3 separate regions of the Homo sapiens genome follow, and all the other regions are linked to region 1. The links are chromatin loops, found by intact Hi-C in ENCODE. Cell type or tissue: mammary epithelial cell. All regions are shown on one strand.

Region 1 (8,000 bases):
AATTTTTGTATTTTTAGTAGAGACGGGGTTTCACCATGTTACCCAGGCTGATCTCAAGCTCCTGACCTCAAGTGATCCACCTGCCTTCGTCTCCCAAAGTGCTGGGATTACAGGCATGAGCCACTGCCTCGGCCTGACTCCTCTCTTTCTTTCGCACTCCACGTTCAGTCCAGCAGCAAAGCATGTCAACTCTGTCTTCAAAATACATCCAGAGTCTGACCACCTCTCATCACTGTCACTGCTATTATCCTGGTGCAGACCACCATGAGCTCTCATTTCAATGATCAAAATAGCCTCCTACCCACTTTCCCACCCACCATGTCTTCCACACGATAGCCAAAAACGTACGCCTGATCATGTCATTCCTCTGCTCAAAATCCTCCAGTAGATTCCTCTTACTCAGAATAAGAGCCAAATTCTCACCTCAGTCTGTAAGGACCCACATGATTTCCCTGCACCCTCATCTTATCACCTTCCAGTGCTTTCTTGGCTCACTTTGATCCAGCCAGGAAGATAATGGTCTTCCTGCTGCTCTTGAATGTGCCCACTGTGCTGCCTCCTCAGGGTCTTTGCCTGTGATGTTCTTCAGCCTGGAGTACAGTTGCCACAGACACCCACATGGCTCACCAGTTCCCTGTTCAAATGTCGCCTTATCAGAAATTTTTCCCCACCTACCAGTTATGAATTAGCACTTGTGGCTCCCTCCCCACTTCATTACTCTCGATTCCCTCCTTATTTGGCATGTTATATATTCATTTGTATATTGTTTGTCATTTGCCCTTCCCACTAAAATTTAAGATCAGCGACAGCAGAAACTGATCTGTCTTGTTCACTGTTTTATCCTCAGAAACTAGAATATAGATTAGGTAGATGGTAGACCTTCAACAAATAATTTGAATAAAGTAGCTATGCCCTACCCACACTGCACGTAAGCATTAGGCACAGGCTTATTCTGAATGAAATTTGTTGTGTTTTATTCATTCCTTCTTTTTGATTCATTTCTCCAAACTACCCAGGATTTACATTTGCCTATGATACTAAGAAACTTGAGGAAAATGAATGCTGTAGTATTTAAAAAGGATCAACTTTAGATATTTGCTTTAAGAAAAAGGGAAATAAAGTTTCCAGCCAAATTCCTAAATTAATGTGCATGATAATAAAATAAACTTGCCTAATCTTCCTGGAATCACTTGGGTAATTCCGAACACGGAGCGATAATACCACAAGCTTCTCTAAATGCAAGGCAGACACTTGCAAACCTGAGCTTTTAATACCAAACAAGTGCCAACTTTTTTTTTTTTTTTTTTTTTTGATATGGAGTCTCATTCTGTCGCCCAGGCTGGAGTGTAGTGGCGCGATCTCAGCTCACTGCGTGCTCCGCCTCCCGGGTTCACGCCATTCTCCTGCCTCAGCCTCCTGAGCAGCTGGGACCACAGGCACCTGCCACCACGCCCGGCTAATTTTTTGCATTTTTAGTAGAGATGGGATTTCACCGCGCTAGCAAGGATGGTCTTGATCTCCTGACCTCGTGATCTACCTGCCTTGGCCTCCCAAATTGCTGGGATTACAGGCCTGAGCCACTGTGCCCAGCCCTACAAGTGCTAACTTTTAAGTATATATATAATGTTATTCTCCGCATATCCACACCTCTACATCATCAAACTATAAGAACCCACTGACATTCTGGCACATTATCCAGGCTTCACCAAGCAACCTCATGTCCATACGTCTCCCAGAGCAGCCAACTCTAAGTGGCACTAACTGGAAAAGCAGCCTCGCATTGTCATCCCACAAGGAGAAGGGCAAAGCTCTGCTTTCAGATGCCAGTGTAGGGCCACTGGGCAAGGACCCTCCGATGCTGTTCCAATTTTTTCATTCTGTTCTTCCTTTTTTTTTTTAGACAGCGTCTCACTCTGTTGCTCAGGCTGGAATGCAGTGGTGTGATCTCAGCTAGCTGCAACCTCTGCCTCCCCAGTTCAAGAGATTCTCCTGCCTCAGCCTCCTGAGTAGCTGGGACTACAGGCCTATGCCCCGCTAATTTTTGTAATTTTAGTAGAGACGGGGTTTCACCGTATTAGTCAGGCTAGTCTCGAACTCCTGACCTCAAGTGATCCGCCCACCTTGGTCTCCCAAAGTGCTGGGATTACAGGCATGAGCCACTGCGCCCGGCCTCATTCTGCTCTTCTTTTTATTGTGATTTACTCTTCAGGTATATAAGACAGTGGTTTTCCAGCAGTATGCTATGGCACTCCATTTGTTTGGTAAAATAAATTTTGTAAAATCTATTTTTGCTGCAACTGAGTATACATATGGTTACACTGAGGTCTATCAAGATGCATTCTGCAAAAAGTAAAAGTTGTGGCGTAATGACAGATTGCAGCAAAGAACAATTACATGTTTTCCAAAACATGGAAACACTGTTCCCCAAACATAAAAGAAAACATCTTGGGAGGCCGAGGTGGACAGATCACGAGGTCAGGAGATCGAGACCATCCTGGCTAACATGGTGAAACCCCGTCTCTACTAAAAATACAAAAAATTAGCCAGGCGTGGTGGTGGGCGCCTGTAGTCCCAGCTACTTGGGAGGCTGAGGCAGGAGAATGGCGTGAACCTGGGAGGCAGAGCTTGCAGTGAGTTGAGATCACGCCACTGCACTCCAGCCTGGGCAACAGAGCGAGACTCTGTCTAAAAAAAAAAAAAAAAAAATGAAGACATCAAGGTAAAGGCAGTAAACTGAGCAGTCCTCAAACCTAGATGTGGCGTGGAAAGGGAAGCATAAGAGCTGTACCTTTGCTGTATGTACTTGTATGGATACCATAAGATACTGTTTTATCATATATCATACTGAACATGGTGGTGTAGTTTCAATTCCTTTAAGCCCCTATGTGTGTTGCCAATACTTACAGCACTTGAAAGTGTGCTACAAACACAGGAGATTGCGAGCCTCTAGTATGGCAGAAAGCTTTATACTTGTATGGAAGACCAGAGGAATATATACAGATTTATTCTGATTTAGGTTACCTAAGGGAACTCCCTCACACAGAATATGGAATTAGGGGAAGGCCTAATTTTTTTTTTTTTTTTGAAACAGACTCTTGCTCTATCACCCTAGGCTGGAGTGCAGTGCGCGATCTTGGCTCACTGAAACCTCTGCCTCCCAGGTTCAAGCCACCACACCCAGCTAATTTTTTTGTATTTTTAGTGGGGATGGGGTTTCACCATGTTGGCCAGGCTGGTTTCGAACTCCTGACCTCAAGTGATACACCCGCCTTGGCCTCCCAAAGTGCTAGGATTACAGGTGTGAGCCACCACGCCCAGCCAGGGAAAGCTTAATTTAAGGATGGACTCCGTATTCCACAGACAATTTTCAGAAATAAGTAGTCAAAGAAAATTAGACCAACCTGAAATCTGATGTCTCTATCAGAGGACATTCAATAATCTCGGGAATTATCTTTAGTTTGTGCTTTGAGATGTAACTATCCCTCAGGATTCCAAAAATAAAAGTCAATGGCTATCACAGTGCTTGAAACTCCTAAAAGTGTTACTCCTCCTTCTGCCTCTCTGTCTTTCAACTATGTTTCACCGGAGCATTTATTTTCCTCTGAAGGTTTGTGTCTGAACCAAAGGAAAATGCTGGGACCTCTTTTGGAGAAGTTTTGGCTTCAGTAAATTTTATAAGATAAACAAAAGTGAGACCTTCCCATCTCTGTCAATCATATTCATTCAAAATAACAGCACTCTCCAGGACCGGGGGTTGTGGGGAGGGAAAATGCTGGGGAGAAGGTAATGTCATGAATTGTTCCCCTGCAGCTGGTATTTCTCAGTAACAACTGTACATACAAAACAAAAGATCTCTTCAGAAAGCCAGGGACAGACAGAGAGGCCAATAAGAAGAGATCATTATAATCATATTTTAGAGATCAAACAGCTTGAATTACATTTGCTTGAGCCCAGTTAGGTTTCCTGGTTGTTTCAAATAGAACATAGCAATTTAGTGTACCCTAACATAAGAATATAATATAATGGCAAACATACATAATATTATCTCCAGGCATCTACCATGTAGCAGGTTTGTTATCTTCTACTTCTCTTCCACAGTGCTGGGGATAAAAGATAAAAGATATTCTAACACAGGGAGGCAGTATAGCACAGTGGTTAAGAGCATAGGCTTGGCATCGCATCAGGATAGAGTCCCAGCTTTGCCTCTTACTACTATGTTACCTTGGGCAAGTTTCTTAACCTCCCCAAAGGCTCAATTTCCTCAACTGCTAAACAGAAGTTGGGATTTATCTACTTGGTGGTTATGGTAAGAATTGAGAGAGAGAACTCATGTAAAACATTGAGCACAGTACCTGGCCTGCAGAGAGGACTTAGTAAATGTTTGCATTTAGAGTCAATAAATGTCTGAATACACAAATACTTTGTTTTTCCCTAGACCTCTCATTTTCTATCCTCATTCTACCCCCAATCTAAGCAAAAAGGAGGGAAGTATTTGGAAGTCATTGCAGCATGTTCGTCATGTCATATTGCTAAAAAGGAATGAGATAACTAACTTGCTAGGCTTGGTTTTGCTGTTGGATCAAAGGCCTGCTACACAGCTGTGCTCCTGCAAAGGACTGTTCCCTTCTCTCCTTCTAGCGTGTCCCCTTTACAGCTGCAGGACTCCAGTACACAGCAGCCACCATGACTGTTCATGGGGAGATGAGTATCACGTGTAAGCAATCAGTTGGCTCCCATCCAGGAAGTAAGGCTTACAAAACATTTATCCAGACACTAGTCTTCTGGGACAAAAGTCCACAGTGCTATCCACAGGCAGGTATTGGGAGTCGGACCAGGAGGCTTCCGGGAAAACAGTCTTGTCCTTTTTTATTAAATAGACAAAAATATGAAATGTGCCTAGCTTTAGAGCTTGGCCAGTTCTCTAAGATGTTTCCTTAACTGTCTATAACTTCTTCAAAACAACATTAAGAATGACCACACACTGGGGCTGGGCGCGGTGGCTCACGCCTGTAATCCCAGCACTTTGGGAGGCCGAGGCAGGCAGATCATGAGGTTAGGAGATGGAGACCATCCTGGCCAACATGGTGAAACTCCGTCTCTACTAAAAATACAAAAATTAGCTGGGTTTGGTGGCACACACCTGTAATCCCAACTACTCGGGAGGCTGAGGCAGGAGAATAGCTTGAAGCCAGGAGGCAGAGATTGCAGTGAGCCAAGATCGTGCCACTGCACTCCAGCCTGGCAACAGAGCGAGACTTGGTCTCAAAAAAAAAAAAAAAAAGGAATGACCACACACCACATAACCAGACCAAAAAAAAAAAAAAAAAGAGGAACTCTATTTCAGTCCACATGAACGATGAAATCAAGGAGGAATTTTACAATTACAGGTTTCCTTTGACAAAGGGGTTTTACGACTGCTTTGGCCTCAGAAGTGGGTGGTGCTTTCATTTGCAATGCCTTAAAAACTAAATGTTCACACCAGGGATAAGAAATCTGGTCACATGGAAAATCCAACTGCTGCTTCTAATGAGATGCTGTTAAAACCACATTTTAAAAATGCTTCCTAAAAGCATACAGAATGCATAAACATGAAGGTATTTGCCTGTGTCCAAAATTACAGAAGGGCTAAACAACACTGAGTTTCACTGGCCCAAAGCCAAGTGAAGCACTTCACCCTGACAGAAATTATAGTGCCGTCATTGTGTTGCAATAACCCTCTATAAAATGGAGCATTGTGTTTCTGCTGAGTCTTGAACAGAAAATGAATCAGGATCTGGCATCCTTAGAGGAATGGGGAGAAGTGTATTTTTGCTTACAGAGAAGAGGATATTCACTAAGTTCCACGAAGTAAATGTTTTGCTCATCTTTTTAAAAATTCTGCCTTTCAAAAGGAGCTATCTTTGACCCACATTTGAAAATGCTTATTATGTTCAGAAGATGTTGCCATCTTTTGCTCTATAAACTTTTAAAAAAGCACTTGCTGTTTGGTTTTGGAGTTGTGCTTTTTGTTGTTGTTGTTGTTGTTTTTGAAATGGAGTCTCACTCTGTCACCCAGGCTGGAGGGCAATGGCAAAATTTCAGCTCACTGCAACCTCTGCCTCCCAGGTTCAAGCAGTTCTCCTGCCTCAGCCTCCTGAGTAGCTGGCACTGTAGGCACACGCCACCACACCCAGCTAATTTTTTTGTATTTTTGGCAAAGATGAGGTTTCTCCATATTGCCCAGGCTGGTCTGGAATTCCTGAGCTCAAGCAATTCTCCCACCTCAGTGTCTCAAAGTGTTGGGATTACAGGCGTGAGCCACTGCACCTGGCCGTTCCCACGTTTTTAAGACTCAACTGTTACATGGAAAATAAGCTCAGGTACATATGCTCAAGTGCAGAAAGGTAAGCCTGGTAAAAACTAATAATAACCCTAGTGCAAAAAGACTCAAGTAGGCTGTCATTATGAAAAGTTGGTTGCTAGTTAGAAAAGAACAAAGGTCACTGTAGTTCAACTTTTACATTTTTATTTTTGTTTTTTTATTCCCTGGAATTGTATAATGTGGTGCTTTAGGCTAGATAGGGCCTACAGTTATTTTTTTTTTACCCTAATAAAACACTCTTATGGTTACTACTACCTAGCCCAATCCTACTCTTCCCCTATTTCAATACTCCAAGCATTTGTTTTGAAAACGTCATAAAAATCTAATTTTTATCAACTGACATATGTTCCAAATTGATTTTACTGAGAGCCTAAGCCCCTAATCTCTATTAACTTTTAGGTTCTTTTTGCCTTCAACCCAGAAGTTGTTGTGTCCACTAGAATGGAAGGCAAGAAATAGCCAATGACATATATACATGCATACATATATATATATATATATATTAGGATATCTGTACCTTTGAGGAAACAGCAATCGTTATAGCTATCCTTCATCAAGTATTATAGTAGGCACCTTGCTAAAGGCTTTAAAATGTGATCTCCTTTAATCCATACAACACTTTTTGAAGTAGAATCTATTATCTTCATTTTACAGAAGAGAAAACTAGGACTTAAGCAACTTGCCCAGGTTCATAGATCTAACAAATCAGAGAGCCAAGAGTGAAATCAGGCCAAATTAACATCCATTACACAATGCTGTCTCCCAAGCTCCAAGTCTGTTTACCCTGGGCAAATATTACACTTATATTTCAAAAGCAAAGGGAAGAGAGGGAAGTGGATGCTTCTAAATGCAGGAGAAGCAAATGGAAAATTTTGTGGCTATTTATTCATCCACAAAGTTTATTAAGGGACAAACACACTGTATGAGATCGTTGCAGGATTGCAGCGCAGTTCCTGTCTTCAGAGAGCTAACATTAACTGGAAAGACACCTAAGAATATAAGTCAAAATTTTAAAAGTGCTCCAATAGAGGTATACCCAAAGTATTGTGTGTAGGGGCATAAAGAAAAAAGAGATTTTTTCTGACTACTTGACAAACAGTTGGATAGACTCGTTTTGCCTTCTGATCATTACTACCACATTCATTTAACCTACTCATTAAGAACATTTGACACCTGTTTGCCAAAATTAATGCATAGTAATTCTGAATATTTGAAGACTTTCAAGTCAGTGAACTGAAAAATCTCCTTCTATACTCTCAGATATTATTAGTAGCAATGAAAGCTGGTAAAATATATATATTACATATATACATGTATATAAATATTTATATATAAAATAAGGTTTTAGAAAGCAAGCCAGTTTTGGAAAAGCAAATCAGTAACATGAATCAGACTCCTAGGAATTTATCTACTTTACTGATAAGCTCTTGGGGTAAAGTGTTAACTCAGCCCTTGCTTATTTAATAATAAACTGGAAATAACCTAATGTCCATCAGTTGGGGATTAATTAAATTCTGGCACATCCATACAATGGGTTGCTCTGCAGTTGCCAAAAAGAATTTAACACTCATTAAAGGAAAGAAAATCTCCATGGCAGATTGTTGAATAAAAGCAAACTACAAAAGAATATGATATCATT
Region 2 (8,000 bases), 430 kb after region 1:
ACTATCATGAGAATAGCATGGGAAAGACCTGCCCCTCGTGATTCAATTACATCCCACTGGATCCCTCCCACAACATGTGGGAATTGTGGGAGCTACAATTCAAGATGAGATTTGGGTGGGGACACAGCCAAACCATATCAGTTGAGCACTTGAGATTGAATCTGCATATGCTTGTTTGGTTAACTGAAGTCTGGATTCAATGTCGGCCTACAGTCATTCAAGTTGGGATGCCAGAAATTTCCTGGCTGGAGTGCAGTGGTGCAATCATAGCTCACTGCAGCCTTGACCTCCTGGGCTCAAGTGATCTTCCTGCCTCAGCCTCCTGGGTAGCTAGGACTACAGGCACGTGCCACCACACCTGGCTATTTTTTTGTTTTGTTTTGTTTTGTTTTGTTTTGTTGGTAGAGACAGGGTCTTTCTATGCTGCCCATGCTGGTTTCAAACTCCTGGCCACAAGCAATTCTTCTGTTTCAGCCTCCCAAAGTGCTGGGATTACAGGCATGAGTCAGCATGCTTGGCCTCACCTGTTTTTGTAAATAAAATTTTGTGGAAGACAGCTATGCTCATTTATGTTCTATATATGGCTACAACAGCAGAATTGAATAATTGCTACAGAGTTATGTGTAAAATATTTATTGCCTGTCCCTTTATAGAAAAAGTGGGTGAACTCCTGCTATAGAAGAAGTACAAAGGTTTAGGGAGATGGAAATATTGGTGTGGATTTGCTTGACACGTCAAAATACTCAACAGTCACCCATCAAGTTAACAATTAGTCAAATAAATGATATTCTATCCTCCTGCCCCAAATCTATCTTTGTAGAGCAGGAAAGATTTCTTTTCTTACCTATCACTAGGTTCATGGCTGAGCCCCCTACAACAAAGGACAGGTTACCAAGAAAAAGTGTACAAATTGGCCAGGCATGGTGGCTCACACCTGTAATCCCAGCACTTTGGGAGGCCGAGGCGGGCGGATCACGAGGTCAGGAGATTGAGACTATCCTGGCTAACACAGTGAAACCCCGTCTCTACTAAAAATACAAAAAATTAGCCGGGCGTGGTGGTGGGTGCCTGTAGTCCCAGCTACTCGGGAGGCTGAGGCAGGAGAACAGCGTGAACCCAGGAGGCAGAGCTTGCAGTGAGCTGAGACTGTGCCACTGCACTCCAGCCTGGGCGACAGAGCAAGACTCCATCTCAAAAAAAAAAAAAAAAAGGAAAACTGTACAAATTAATTTAAGTTTTATGGTCGGGTGCAGTGGCTCACGCCTATAATCCTAGCACTTTGGGGGGCTGAGGCGGGTGGATCACTTGAGGTCAGGAGTTCAGGACCAGCCTGGCCAACATGATGAAACCTCGTCTGTACTAAAAATACAAAAAAATTAGCTAGGCCTGGTGGCGGGCGCCTGTAATTCCAATTACTCGGGAGGCTGAGGCAGGAGAATTACTTGAATCCAGGAGGTAGAGGTTGCAGTGAGCCGAGATCGCGTCATTGCACTACAGCCTGGGCGACAGAGTGAGACTCTGTCTCAGAAAGAAAAAAAAAAGGAGACAGTGGTGCAGTTATAGCTCACTGCAGCCTTAAACTCCTGGGCTCAAGTGATCCTCCTGCCTTGGCCTCCCGAAATGCTGGGATTACAGGCATGAACCACCATGCCCAGCCTTAATTTTAAAATGTTAATCTAACTTTAAATTACTTGGGTAAACTGTACTTGGTTATTGTGTTAGGGTTCTCCAGACAAACAGAACCAATAGAATTGGCTTATGAGGTTAGGGAGGCTGAGAAGTCCTATGATATGCCATCTGTAGGCTGGAAAACCAGGACAGTAGATGGTGTGGTGTAGTTCAATCTAAGTCTGAAGGCCCAAGAAACTGAAGCTCTAACATACATCACAGGGTGGAAGATGATGTCCCAGCTCTAGAAGATAGAGGGGATTTGCCCTTCATCTTTTTGTTCTATCCTGGCCGTCAACAGATTGGATGATGCCTGCCCACACTGATGAGGGCACATCTCCTTTACTCAATCTACTGATTCAGATGCTAATCTCTTCTGGAAATACCCTCACAGACATACCCAGAAATAATGTTTTACCGCCTATCTGGGAATCCCTTAGCCCAATCATTTGACACACTATATTAACCATCACCGTAATAATGCATTATCCTTCTTACACATTGCTAGCATTGACCTGCTAATATTCCCTTAGGGATTTTTGAATCTTTGTTCATGAGACAATAGCTTAGTTTTAGTTTTTTTTTGGTGGGGGTGGGGGTGGGGGTGAGGGTGAGGGTGAGGGATGGGATTATACATATTCCAATTTTTTTCTTTCCTTTTTTGTTGAGATGGAGTCTTGTTCTGTCACCCAGACCCACGCAGTGGCATGATATCAGCTCACTGCAAACTCCGCTTCCTAGGTTCAAGCGATTCTTGTGCCTCAGCCTCCCAAGTAGCTGGGATTACAGGTGTGTGCCACCATGCCTGGCTAATTTTCATATTTTTAGTAGAGATGGGGTTTCGCCATGTTGGCCAAGCTGGTCCTGAACTCTTGACCTCAAGTGATCCACATGCCTTGGCCTCCCAAAGTGCTGGGATTACAGGCATGAGCCGCCGTGCCCAGCCCCAATTTATTTTTTATTGTCCGTAGGATCTTAAATCATAAATTTCTCCCACTCTTTTCCCCTTTCACTTCACTATTCAGTCTCCGGACATTTTTATACTCTTCTCAAGAGACAATGCCTTCCTGAGACTGCCACATCGAATCCTGCACACTAAGTCCATTTTTAATATACAGTACTCTGATCCACTCACATTCTTTCACTTTTCATTACTTTTGCACTTAGGATGGCCTTTCTCTTTCTGGGAGTCTCTTTTTAAAAAACTCAATGTTAGGCCCTCCATTTCCCTACTCCCTGCTTTCTTGGACCCACCTTCCTTTCTGCAGAGGTTTACTGTTGAAACTTGAGATAGCTCTGCTGGAATTTGGCTTTTTTGTATTTTTAATTTGAAGTCTGTACTGTTTGTCTTCTAGATATCTCGAAGGCATAGGGTTTTGAGGCTGTATTTATTCTTCTTGTTCATCTGTATGGTTTTTTAAGAGGACATGTGGAAAGATTTGAAGTTAGGTAACTGTCCTTATCTTAGGCTCCCTGTAAGTATTCATCCATCCATTTGGAATTTTTTTTTTTAACCATTCATCCATTGATTTTCCAATTCCCCAAATTGTATCATCTTCTCTCCTGTTTTCTTTGTCCTTATAGGTTTATGCCTTTAAAAAAATCCCTTCATTGGCCAGGCATGGTGGCTCATTCCTGTAATCCCAGCATTTTGGGAGGCCGAAGCAGGCAGATCACCTGAGGCCAGGAGTTCAAGACCAGCCTGGCCAACATGGTGAAACTCTGTCTCTGCTAAAAAAAAAAACCAAAAAACCCCCAAAAAAACAAAAAGTCTGTCCTGCATACACACGGGGTTCACAACCCATGAATACTGTATTTTCTTTTATTTTTGGGGGACAGGGTCTTGCTCTGTCACTTAGGCTGAGTGCAGTGGTGTGATCACACAGCTGGACTTCCTAGGCTTAAGCCTCTCAAGTAGCTGGGACTACAGCTATGCACCACTGTGCCTAGCTAATTTTTGACTTTTTTGTAGAGAAAGAGTCTATGTTTCCCAGGTCAAATACTGTATTTTAGATCTGTATTTGGTTGAAAAAAAATCTGCATATAAGTGGACCTGTACAGTTCAAACCCAAGTTGTTCAAGGATCAACTGTATATGGTAAGAAAATATAAGCTCCAGTATCATTGTGTGAAACAAACAGATTTATTTGATGCTTGGAATGGTGTTATGAACTTGTTTTACAAAAGCAAGGCAGTCTTAATGAAGCACGTAACTAACATGGCTTTGATTGTCCAGTGACTGAGAATCTTACCAGATGAATTAACGCAGGAAGTTTCCAATTCTAATGAAGTGTCTTCAATAAAGTGTAGTATAGTGAATGGATGGTGCTAGTAGGTAAAGGTTCATGTTCATCTCTGTTGTTTTGTTATTCTGGATCTAGAGACAAAAGTACAAACAAGAACCTGGAACAGAGTTTGGCTTCTGTCTTATTATGGATTAGATTCTATTAACCTTGACAAAACCAGAAGGATTAGGTCAACATTTAGATTGTCAAAGTTGACTGGATAAAAGGTTTATTTTATTTTTAGAGACAGAGTCTTGTTCTGTTGCCCAGACTGGAGTACAGTGGTGTGATCATTGTTCACTGCAGCCTCAAACTCCTGGCCTCAAGTGATCCTCCTGCCTTGGCCTCCCAAAGTGCTAGGATTAGAGGCGTGAGCCACCACGACTGGCCCTAGAGATTATAATTATGAAAGAATGTAGGTTTAAAAAATTCAACCTAATATATTATTTGGTTAACTACAAACAGAGATTTATGGCATATAATCATTTGCTAAGGGAAAAACTAAAACAATGTTTGTTTTGAGACAGGGTATTTCTCTGTTACCCAGGTTGGAGTGCAGTGGTGTGATCTTGGCTCAGTGTAGCCTCCACCTGCTGGGCTCAAGCTAGAACTACAGGTGCATGCCACAATGCCTGGCTAATTTTTAAATTTTTTTAGAGACAGGGTCTCTTTATATTGCCCAGACTGGTCTTGAACTCCTGGGCTCAAGCTATTCTCCAGCCTTGGTCTCCCAAAGTGCTATGATTACAGGCATGAGCCACTGTGCCTAGCCTGTAACAATGTTTTTGAGGTAGCTCTAAAGTGAAAGGCAGAATATCTGTTGTTACATATGACAAAAAATAGTCAATTGACATGTATCTTGTGCACACAGGACTACAGAAGAAATTCTGCTCATATGAGAAAGAAACATTGATCAATTTTCTAATTAACAAATACTGTATTCAATCTCTTGTCTACCCAAATAACTTAGCCAAGGATAAGTTCTAATCAGACTCTATGAACTGAGAATTACAAATCAACTGAAGAAAGTAACATCACTTTTTTTATTTGATTCAAACCCATTTTCATATACAAAGCTAATTTATTATGTACAAAATAAATGGACATTCTTAAAAAGTATTAGAATACAAATTTCCAAGGGCCTAAAATAAGTGCAAAATTTTCAATTATCTTTAATCATGCTATACAGAAACAAATCAAGTATTAGCTCATATACACACAATGAATTTTTTAAAAATAGCACTTAATGTAATAAAACAAAACATACATCTTATATATTTAATTTTAAAAGGATGAGGAAGGAAAGAATGTATTGCACCAAACTAACAGTAACTTAACTACAATGAGAATAATCAAAATTATTTATACATCTTTATTAAAAATTGCTCAGCTTTAAAATGTTTTTGGGGGGCATACAAATATCCACTGAGTCACAGTTTGCACAGTCAATAATTAGATATAAATAAGGCATAATATTTTCTTTTTCATGGTCAATTCCAGTAGAATAAGTGAGAAGGAACATTTTAAGATAAATACACAACTTTCTGAATTCCTTCAATATTTAAGTAGCAGCACAATTTCCAAGTACTTTCAAAAAACAAGTCATTCTGAATTTTTAGTTATTACGCTCTGAATTGACTATGTGCATATACATGCATTCAAGTCACTGTCACTCTCTATAACACTGAAATGCTATTGGAGTCCCAGAAAAACTGACAAAAGAGATGAATTAAATATGTTTCATATTTTTATGCCTCAGTAGATTCATTTTTATAGCAATGAATCTGAGAGAAATGGCTATCTAGCCAGATATGATTACTTTTTGCTATATTTTTTGCTCCAAGTCTATAAAAGCAAACAACTGGAGGAATGAAAGCCATACCTGTTAAGAGTTTCTAAATGGAACCAACCAGCCACATAGTTTTCTAAGAAGTTTTCTTATATAAAGCTACTTATAAAATAAGCAGTTTGCCACAAAAAAAGTTTGGTGATGTTCATCAATCACAGTCTTTGAGAGCAGCAAAAAGCAGAATAGGAAAAAAACAGTTTAAAATATAAAAGATCTTTAATAGTAAGATCTACTATAACATGCCATAGTTTTGGAAGAAAAATAGAAATTATTATCATTAAATTGCTAAAAAGTCATCTAAGAAAATCAAAATTCCAAAATTCCAAAAGAATTATTCTTTCCAAAGGAAAAAATAAAGTTATCCTCTTTAATCCCTATATACAAAACAGACGCTGACAGTTTTTCAATTAAGTCTGACTACTGATATCCTACCAGAACCACTTCTTAAAGTGTTTAGTGATTAATATAACTTTCACATTCTGAAGAGTAAAACAATTATGTCGTATACAGACAAGTATCTTTTTCCTTCAAAATAAAGAGAAGCATTTATGAATTTGTAGGTTCATCCCACTAAATTGTAAAACATGTTGCTTAGTGTCAGAATATGTTACCAAAAGAAGACAACCCAAAATAGCATTTTAATGTTGACTAGTACACTGATTACCACAGAATTGCTAGTTTTAATACATCTTAAGTTGAAATATTACCAAAATAAAAATTTTAAAGGTCCAATTGGAATAGGACTTCTTTTAAAAAGTAGCTGAATTGATAAATTTTTAAAAATCCCACCTAAATCCTAATTTTTCTTCATCTTACATTACAATGCTACATTGTAACAGCATTACAAGCCGCTAATCACTCTGTACACTGAAAAATAATTATAAATTAATTTAAATAATGAGACAGCCATTACATAAGTGGAAACACAGACACACATATACCCCTCCACTAACAGTCAAGTTTGAAAAATGAATGGGTAATTTTTTAAATGACAAAATTGTGTTATTACTATTATTGTTATATTTGCAAAATATGTTTCCAAGGAAACATGAAAACCGTACCATGAAAAACAAATATTGAATTAGTAGCTTTCTATTTGTTCTTTTCCTTCTGAATTTTCAGTTCATAAGATTATGGGCATTAAGACAAAGGTAAATATTGTTGAATGTGCCCTTTTACTTATCACTAAAGCCACTGGCTTTACAGGTCCAAATCCTGCAATGTGTTTAGAAATCACTCACGTGTGACAAAGATCAATGAGATAATCACCAAACGAAGGAGATGTGTCTGATGAATTACTATAATCAAATAAGTATCTGATAATACAGCCACTATTAAATGAGATTTTTATACAGAAGAAAATCACGTAACTCCTATACTCTAGGATGGCCTTACATTTCTTAACACAGAAAACTGAATTATTTCCTATTTGGAATTAAACATCTTAAATGTTAATGCGTTCTTCTCTGTTATACCTATAAAAAATTAAAGATTATTTCCATACAGAGGCTGTACCTGCAAAAGTCATTGGAAGTAGTAGATAATTTACCCAATGCTTTTTAATTAGGAAAATTCTATTGATTACAAGCTTCAAGGCTCTAAGAGATCTACTTTTATGTTTTAAATTTAGCATGTTAGTCATGTTTTTTTCTTCTTTAAAATGTTGCCTAATTCAAGTTTGCAAAACGTTCACTGAAAGTCACCAGGAACTAATATTAGCAAACAGATGTACTTTTCTGGAGGCAAATATTAGTTATAATTTTCAAATGTGAACAGTCTAAAGAGAGTTCATGATAAAAATAACTCAATTGAAAGGAGATTTTGTTGTTTTTGTGGCAGGCAAAACAAAGATAATAAAGCCATTCCAAGCAAATTTTAGACAAAATGTCCCTCAGGATAATGATTAAGCCTATTTTCAAATAAGTCTGAATATTGGATCTGGTATATAAAGATAAATGGACAAATTTCTATGCAGAAAAATTTTTAGGATATAACATAATAATCCTCAGACATAATTTTTTAATACCAAGAATATCAAGCAAAGAGATTCATGAAGTCCAAAGCAGTGCCTACATATCTGTATATTTATAAACTCCACAGAGAAGTCTGATCTGTAATATCCATTAAGAACCACTGGCCTAGAAACTGCCAGATTTAAATTTAAAAAAATGTATTTTTGGAGACAGGGTCTAACTCTGC
Region 3 (8,000 bases), 73 kb after region 1:
CAATGAACTTTGTTCCATGCTACTGAACCGCACAATCTACTACTTAAATCGACTGGTTTTTTTTTTCAAGGCACTACTACCATGCTTGCAGCTCTCCAACATACTTTCTTTAGGTCAAATTTATTCTGATTAGAGGATGTCCAGACAGGACTAGGAAGCTTTTGGCATTGAATTTCTACCTTGGCAAGAAACCAGAGTAAGAAAGTCCTCCTCAGCCAATGAGGACCAAGCCCATCCAAAGCAAACAGTTCCCATAACTGTTTACAGTAGAACAAACTTCTTCCTTTAGACAGGACGAATGTGGAAAATCACCCAGCTAGACATTGCTTGTTATTTTAACACTTTTGAAATTCAGAGAGGAGAGAGATCTAGCCCTCTAGTCAAAAGATCTAACTCTCTTCAAGAGGGAAGTGCGCAAATTTGGAAGCCCATCAAGTATCCTATCAGAGGCTATAAAGATTTCACTGTTTCTGTAACAGCCCCTTTTTATATAATCACTTAAACTGTGATTATGTTTAATATCTCTACCTAAATAGCACCTCCTGGCCCGGCTTTGAAATTCTCCTTGCTTTTCTGTGATACTACCCAGAGGAATTTCATAATTTGCCTGTGTTCCTCTGGCTTGGCATTGGCAAAACCAGCAAGACCATGGTGAGTTGCCTCCTATTCATTGGTTTCCACTGCTGGATTATCCTAGTTTTATTAGTTATAAATAAAGACTATTACGTTATTGCTGAAATATTCTGAGACAACCAGTAATGTATGCTAAATTATTTAAGAAAACATTTGTGGCTGGGCACGGTGGCTCACGCCTGTAATCCCAACACTTTGGGAGGCTGAAGCGGGCAGATCACGAGGTCAGGAGATTGAGACCATCCTGGCCAAGATGGTGACTCCCCGTCTCTACTAAAAATACAAAAATTAGCTGGGTGTGGTGGCACGTGCCTGTAATCTCAGCTAGTCAGGAGGCTGAGGCAGGAGAATTGCTTGAACCAGGGAGTCGGAGGTTGCAGTAAGCCCAGATCGCGCCACTGCACTCCAGCCTGGTGACAGAGCGAGACTCCGTCTCAAAAAAAAGCGAAAGAAAAGAAAAAGAAAAAAGAAAATATTTGCAAGTATTCACAGACCGAAGTCTGAAATGTGGTGAGCCAAAACAAGACATCTGGATGATATGCAAGTTAGTTGACAGTTTTATGAACCACAGGGTAGGGTCAGGTTAAGGACTATGGCATACGCCAGTACATGAATGATTTGAATGAAGCTACATGGATTTGAACTGTTGTTGTTGTTTTCTAGTTTCCCAAGTATCAGGAATCCCTGATGCAACCTTGACTGAGCCTTTACTATTTTAAATTCTGAAATGACTAGCCCAATTAAAATAATTGACAGTATTAAATGTATTGGGAATAGCAAAACAATATTCAATACTTATTTATAATTCAATTCAATTTATAATTTCTGGACCTGTTCCAGAATTGAAAAAGACAGTATACAAAGAGAAAAATTACCCACTTCAATCTCCATGTTGCTACATTATTAAAAGGGAGTGGGTTGGGGGGATGGGGCGGGCAGCATGAAACAGCAATCTTTAAGAGGGTTTTACTTATTCAGGTTTAAAATAAGGTAGGCATTCATTCAGATGCCTTACAGGGGTTAATTCATGATTACTTGAGATCCTGACAGCTAACGATCCAGGAAAAAGGAAGGATCATGGGAACCCCTGGCTTTACCCTTCTGTGTGTTCAGCTAAGAATGAGAAGGCCCTTTGGCATCATGTGCCTTTCTTTGCCCCGAAAAGCTGAGAGTAGACATCAGCTCTGCTGTCAGATTGGCTAATGAATGTGCTGGCATGCGCCAGTGGCAGCTGCACGTGCTTCCAGAAAACTCTCCTCCCCACAAATCAGCCTTTGTATTCCTAATCCTGGGAATCAGGGTGCCATGCATGGAACTACAGCCGCTGCTATATCAGTCTAGGAAATAAACAGCACTAACTCCAGGCCACAGAGCTGTCAATCTGTTTATAATTCCAAAAAGCCCTAAAAATGCTAATATATACCTTTTTAGATGTCTTTTACATAAGGATTGGTTGAAATGTAAAAAATGTACTTTACTCAGATGTTGCTGCTCTATTCTTTTTAAAGTAAAGAAGATAAATTGTAAAGAGCCTTGGCTATTTTTTTTAAATAGAATTTTTAGTTTCTTTTTGTTGTTGTGTTTTTATTTGTTTGTTTGTTTGAGACAGAGTCTCACTCTTTTGCCCAGGCTGGAGTGAACTGGCACGATCTTGGCTCACTGCAACCTCCGCCCCAGGGGTTCAAGTGATTCTCCTGCCTGAGCCTCCCGAGTAGCCGAGATTATAGGCATCCACCACCATGCCTGGCTAATTTTTGTATTTTCAGTAGAGACAGGATTTCGCCATGTTGGCCAGGATGGTCTCAAACTCCTGACCTCAGGTGATCCACCTGCCTCAGCCTCCCAAAATGCTGGGATCACAGGCATGAGCCACCACACCCAGCCTGGGAATTTTTAGTTTCAAACAGAGGGGAAGCATTAAAAAAAAAAGTTTACATAAATGCTAGATTATTTACCATTACAAACAGAATTGCAGGCATATGCAATGAGTAGTTAATACTCTAATGTCTATTATTGGCATGCTTTTATTTTGTTTTGTTAAAACAGTCCATACTTGTCTCTATTCACTATTGAAGGAAATAAAAATATTTCACCCCAGAATATATTTATTTGACATACTTTGTGATGGCTCTTCAGAGGGCCTGCAAAGAGAAGTAGCCCTGGAAAGCTGTCTATTGTCAGGAAAATATGCATCTGGAAGCTATACATTGCTGCAGCCAGGCTTTCTCTGAGACTTTCCCTTGGCTGGATCTAGGAAAGATTAACTGGAAGTCTGACACCTTCAAAGGTCTGAAGGAATCATTTACCTTCTATTCTCTCTGAGGGCTGCTACCCGGCAGGCAAGACTACCTTTGCTAGCCAGGCCTCCTCTTCTCCCTCTCCCATAACCTGTTTTGTCACCATAAACTGTTTTGTCACAATCCAAGCCCCCCCCTTCTTTGTGTAAGCTCAAGATGGCTTATAAGCTTCTGAACCCCACTGAGGGATCAGGGTAATCACTCTGCGGTTCTTGTCTGTGTACACATTAATACATTTATATGCCTTTTCTCCAATTAATCTGCTTTTGTGAGTTGATTTTTCAGCCAACCTTCAGAGGGCAAAGGGGAAGCTTTCCCTTGGCCCCTACACTGCCACTTCATACCCTTATTTATAGAGCACTGTCATAATCATTCTATTAATCATATGATTAGTACAAGTCTTCGACACTGTACATGATATTTTTAGACAATGCTGAACAGTGATTGCAATCTTTTAGTAATTTCATAAATGTAGAGACCTCAGCTTTCTCTCTTGGGCTACATTAAATACATTCACCACATCAAACCAGAGCCACAAATTTCAGTTTGAGTCAGTTGTGTTTGTTTTCTGTTTATTTATAAACCCTGCCTCTTCCCAGAAAGGATTTGAGGCTGTTCTTACAGTTGGTTAGTCACACCAGTCCTTCTGAGACCAACTGTTGGTAGAAACCAGTATTTCTGGTTCCTTACTGCCTGTGGAACCTACGAGTGCTGATTCATAGCAATCAGGGACCTGTGCAGACTGGCTCAGATAACCACCAGTAGAACTGGCCATGCTGGCTTGCTTCATCAGCCAAGAGAAGTGCCAGCCAAGGTCCTGAACTCTACAAAGCCTATGTCTTTCTTATCAGTATAGAATAGGCAATCACTTCCAACTCTATCTCTTACTCTACTAGGAAAAAATATACCCAACTTAAGAAGAATTTCTCAAAGACATCATGTCCTGGGCTCTGACTGTCAAATGTCAACATCGTCAACATAATCACACTGCTGCCAACTCATGGGATACATATGTGTGTTCTGTCATCAGTGTACTTTCTTCTCATACAGACAGCTTTCCAAATCTAGCCTTCCTATTCACATATTTATACTGTTCATTAGGAGCCAGAGATTTTCAAGGGAATACCCTGCTAAATGGCTGGATGGGTGATCAATGTTTTGATAGCCCAGAGACACAATGTTCCTTCTGCGTTATGAACTTGTCACCCCTCATTTAACTCTGGACAGTTCTTATATAAGGGCTTTCAGAGGCAGGGAGAAAGATCTGATTCCACAGAAACTGGGGTTGATGATCCAAGTGGCAATTTTCTCCCTTGAGTAAGAATTAAATCAACACACTAGTTGAAACATGACCAGTCCTGGCAAATTTTGATTTTCTAAAAACACACCATTGCTTGAAACCAACACCAGAGTAGTTTCAAGGTTTTCAAGGAAAACTCTTCCCCTCAAAATGATATTATTTCTTTTCTTCCATCAGAAAGTCTTTCATGAAAGAAAGCAACTCCATGTTCCCAGATCTAGTACAATATCTAGTACATAACTCATAGTGGTATCAATAAATGTTAAAGGAATGGATGAATGAAAGAATTCATGAATAAATGAGTCTCCTCCTCTTTAACTCCCCCCGCCCCTGCTTTTATCTCCAATCTCTTGAACAACGCTTCTTTAACTCTAAATACCTCAAACTGTTAATCCACCAGGTAAAGGCTTTTATAGAAGAGTTGTCAAATTGAAAGAGTGAAAACATCTTCAGGAATAAGATAAAGTCAAACTGTCTCACTGTAATCCCTAACAGTGTTGGAACATTCCACTTTCAGTGTTAATTTCAATAAATAAAAATAATTATCTAATTTTATCTCAATGATGTTTCCATTGTTTATTTTTTTACATATAGTATCCATGTGGAGTGTTTACTCTTACATATATCAGGGATTGTTTATCTAATTATCTGATCTCTATCAGCACTTAAGGTTGTAAAAAAAAAATAGTGTAGCAATATTGTCTATCTACATGTCTTCAATCCAAAGAAGAAAAATAGTCTTAAAATAGAAGACAGTATTTACAATGGTGGTGAACTTCAATAAACAGATTATATATTCTCTCTGTGTATTTATTCCTACCCAAAAGATCTCTCTCTATCCCCACAGGACTGATTTGAGGTCAAAAGGGGGCATGCATGCAAATGGCTTTGAGAGGTACAAAGCAATACAGAAATAAAATATATCGTGGGCATGTCGCTAGTTCCAACTACTAGCAGGCTGAGACAGGAGGACTGCTTGAGTCCAAGAGTTGGAGGCTAGCCTGGGAAACATAGCAAAATCCTGTCACTAAAAAATAATAACTTTTAAAAAAAGAAATAAAATATATTATTGTTGCAATCTTCTTTTGTTTCCATAATCATCAGCTAGTTAATTCTACTGAAGAAGGCAAGAGGAAGGTTTGTCATACAATTTTGTAGCGATAGTCCCATTGTTTCATCTGTAACCACTCAAAAACACCATCAAAGACAAATGCTTGGAGTCCAAAGAGAAGTGACACCAACCCAAATGCCCATCAATGATAGACTGGATAAAGAATGTGGTATATGCCATGGAATACTATGCAGCCATAAAAAGGAATGAGATCATATCCTTTGCAGGGACATGGATGAAGCTGGAAGCCATCATCCTCAGCAAACTGACACAGGAACAGAAAACCAAACACCGCATGTTCTCACTCATAAGTGGGAGTTGAACAATGAGAATACATGGACAGAGAGAGGAGAACAGCACACATCAGGGTCTGTTGAGGGATAGCGGGTGAGGGGTGAGGGGAGGGAACTTAGAGGACAGGTCAATAGATGCAGCAAATCACCATGGCACGTGTATACCTATGTAACAAACTTGCGCGTTCTGCACATGTATCCCTTTTTTTTGTTTCAGAAGAACTAAAGAAAAAAAAGAAAGACAAAAATTTTTTAAAAAAGAGAAGTGTACAAGTCAGGAGGAGAAATTGGCACTCCAAGACAGAAAAATCAATGACTAAAGTAGCTTCATACTAAACCCTTTGAAGTGGAATCTTCTCTGCTATGTTTCCTGATCTACTCCAGACATCCACCACTTCTGGTGCCTAGTGATACCTGGTTGCTATTCCCTTGTATTAAAAAGTGTGAATAGCAAGTGTGAAGACCAGCCACTCCATTATCTCAAAGAAGGGTTTACATTAGCATGTGTGAGAAAGACTCAGGTAACCTCCCCAAATGGCAAGTGTGTGTGTGTGTGTGTGTGTGTGTGTGTGTGTGTGTGTGTGTGTTTGAGACAGAGTTTCACCCTCTCGCCCAGGCAGGAGTGCAATGGCACCATCTCGGCTCACTGCAACCTACGCCTCCCAGGTTCATGTGATTCTCCTGCCTCAGCCTCCTAGGTAGCTGGGATTACAGGCACACACCACCACACCCGGCTAATGTTTTGTATTTTTAGTAGAGACGGGGTTTCACTATGTTGGCCAGACTGGTCTCGAACTCCTGACCGCATGAACCGCCCACCTTGGCCTCCCAAACTGCTGTAATTACAGGCGTGAACCCGGCCGGCAATGTTTTAATGCTTAATCCATTATGGAATAATTTTCTCTTGCTGTTGCATTATTTCCCTGACATTAAAGCACAGAGCAGTTGTCCTAACAGGAAAAACTGTGATCTTTGTGTCATTTGTTTTGTATACTTCAGCAAATGTTTAATAATTAATCTAGTTTTTACCCCTATCAATCGCTCTCTTATCAATCTCCTTCTAATCACTAAATCCCATTTTCTTCTGTCCTCATCCTCCTTCGAGCTTTCAATTGCAGTCCTCAGTGTTGCTCAACTTCTTCCTGAAATCCTCTCTTAAATGCTACACTGCACTGCACGCTCCAGTTTCTCCTACTACTCAAACCATTAATTCAGGATCTTATCACTTCCCCTTCTTTCTCCTGTGCTCTAAAATTGGGTTTTCCCTAAAGGTTTCCAGTGCTCTTTTTCTCTCTATGTAGTTTTTCTTGGTGATCTCACCCCTTCCACAACTTCTACTATTATCCCTGCATGTCTATCCACATTCCCAGTCTCAAATTCTCTCTAGACAAGATTTCACCTACCTCCAAGACGTTATACCCACCATATTTCACTGAAATCCCAAACTTGACGCATTCACAGGCAAACATGCTCTTCCTCCCAACTTCCCTATTTCCATGAATGGGGCCACCATCTTCCCAGCACCCAGATTTTTGAAGACACACACCTATTTCCTCCATTTAACATTTCCTGGACATTCTTCTGCTTCAAGTCCCCATGGTGTATGGCCTGCAGGCTCACTTATGGTGTGGAACATATCTACCTGGCATGGCACATAGCCTCCCTTGTAATCCAGTCAACTGCCTTTATCTTATGTTCCCTACCAGATATAAGCTCCTTAAGAAAAAGACTATGCTCTACTCAATTTCGTACACCCTGCAGAGTCTAGCTCAGAGTCTCATACATGGTACGTATATTTAGTTAAAAAGGTAAAAGTAAGCATTATTTGATATATTTATTCACATCTCCCACTATCGTTTGCCATCTACAATCAGCAACACTGAGCTAAAAATTATACGTCACCTCAATACTCTGGGGAAAACAACCAAAGAAACATTCTAAGTAATACTATAACATGCGGAGTGCTCGCTACACTGAATTTATTGTGTGTGTGTGTGGCCCACATTTTCAGTCATTGGTACCACATGAAAAAAAAATCTATATTTGGAAGGGACACAAATGTGTGGGGAAAAATTCATGTCTCGTGTAAAAGCTATTCCCTTGGTTTGCTTCCTCAGTAGTGGAATCCCTTCTCAAGTTCCTTATAATCTGCTTGTCCTGTTATTACTCCCACACTTGGTTATGGAAGCTCTGTGTTGGTAAAAGCTACGTTCAAAACACTGCAACTTTAATTCAGTGAAAGCATGCACCTCTGAGGATGAATCATCATTGCAATTGTGCACCCGCTCCTGCTTTCGCTGATCGCTTCACCAGCCTGGGGTTGGTGTTGCCTGGACTTAACTAAGCACACGCAACAATTTTTGAGT

What was found. Hi-C counts contacts between places; a loop is a spot of excess contacts. Peaks named below come from ENCODE experiments on the same cell type or tissue, not always from the same donor. Only the 100,000 strongest peaks of a DNase experiment are listed, where the experiment ranks them.
Region 2: a loop joins it to region 1, with 26 times the contacts of the local background. A loop is called at or near these places in 10 of 110 quality-filtered maps.
Region 3: it touches region 1 in a loop (3-fold over the local background); 8 of 110 quality-filtered maps call a loop at or near these places.

The regions. Positions count from the first base shown.
Region 1 is chr2:203,647,663-203,655,662 of GRCh38, reverse strand. No RefSeq gene overlaps it. Among named protein-coding and RNA genes, the nearest start is that of CD28, 55 kb to the left of the region's middle. In mammary epithelial cell, a CTCF peak has its summit at 4,138; DNase peaks (open chromatin) are centred at 4,162 and 5,702; H3K27ac peaks cover 2,052 bases.
Region 2 is chr2:203,222,167-203,230,166 of GRCh38, reverse strand. It overlaps NBEAL1 (neurobeachin like 1), which reads right to left. Exons shown (of 56, transcript NM_001378026.1): 56 at 4,973-8,000. Among named protein-coding and RNA genes, the nearest start is that of CYP20A1, 13 kb to the left of the region's middle. In mammary epithelial cell, a CTCF peak has its summit at 4,542 (motif pointing left); no DNase peak of the experiment used is centred here.
Region 3 is chr2:203,574,897-203,582,896 of GRCh38, reverse strand. No RefSeq gene overlaps it. Among named protein-coding and RNA genes, the nearest start is that of RAPH1, 44 kb to the right of the region's middle. In mammary epithelial cell, no CTCF peak of the experiment used is centred here; a DNase peak (open chromatin) is centred at 3,616; H3K27ac peaks cover 1,636 bases.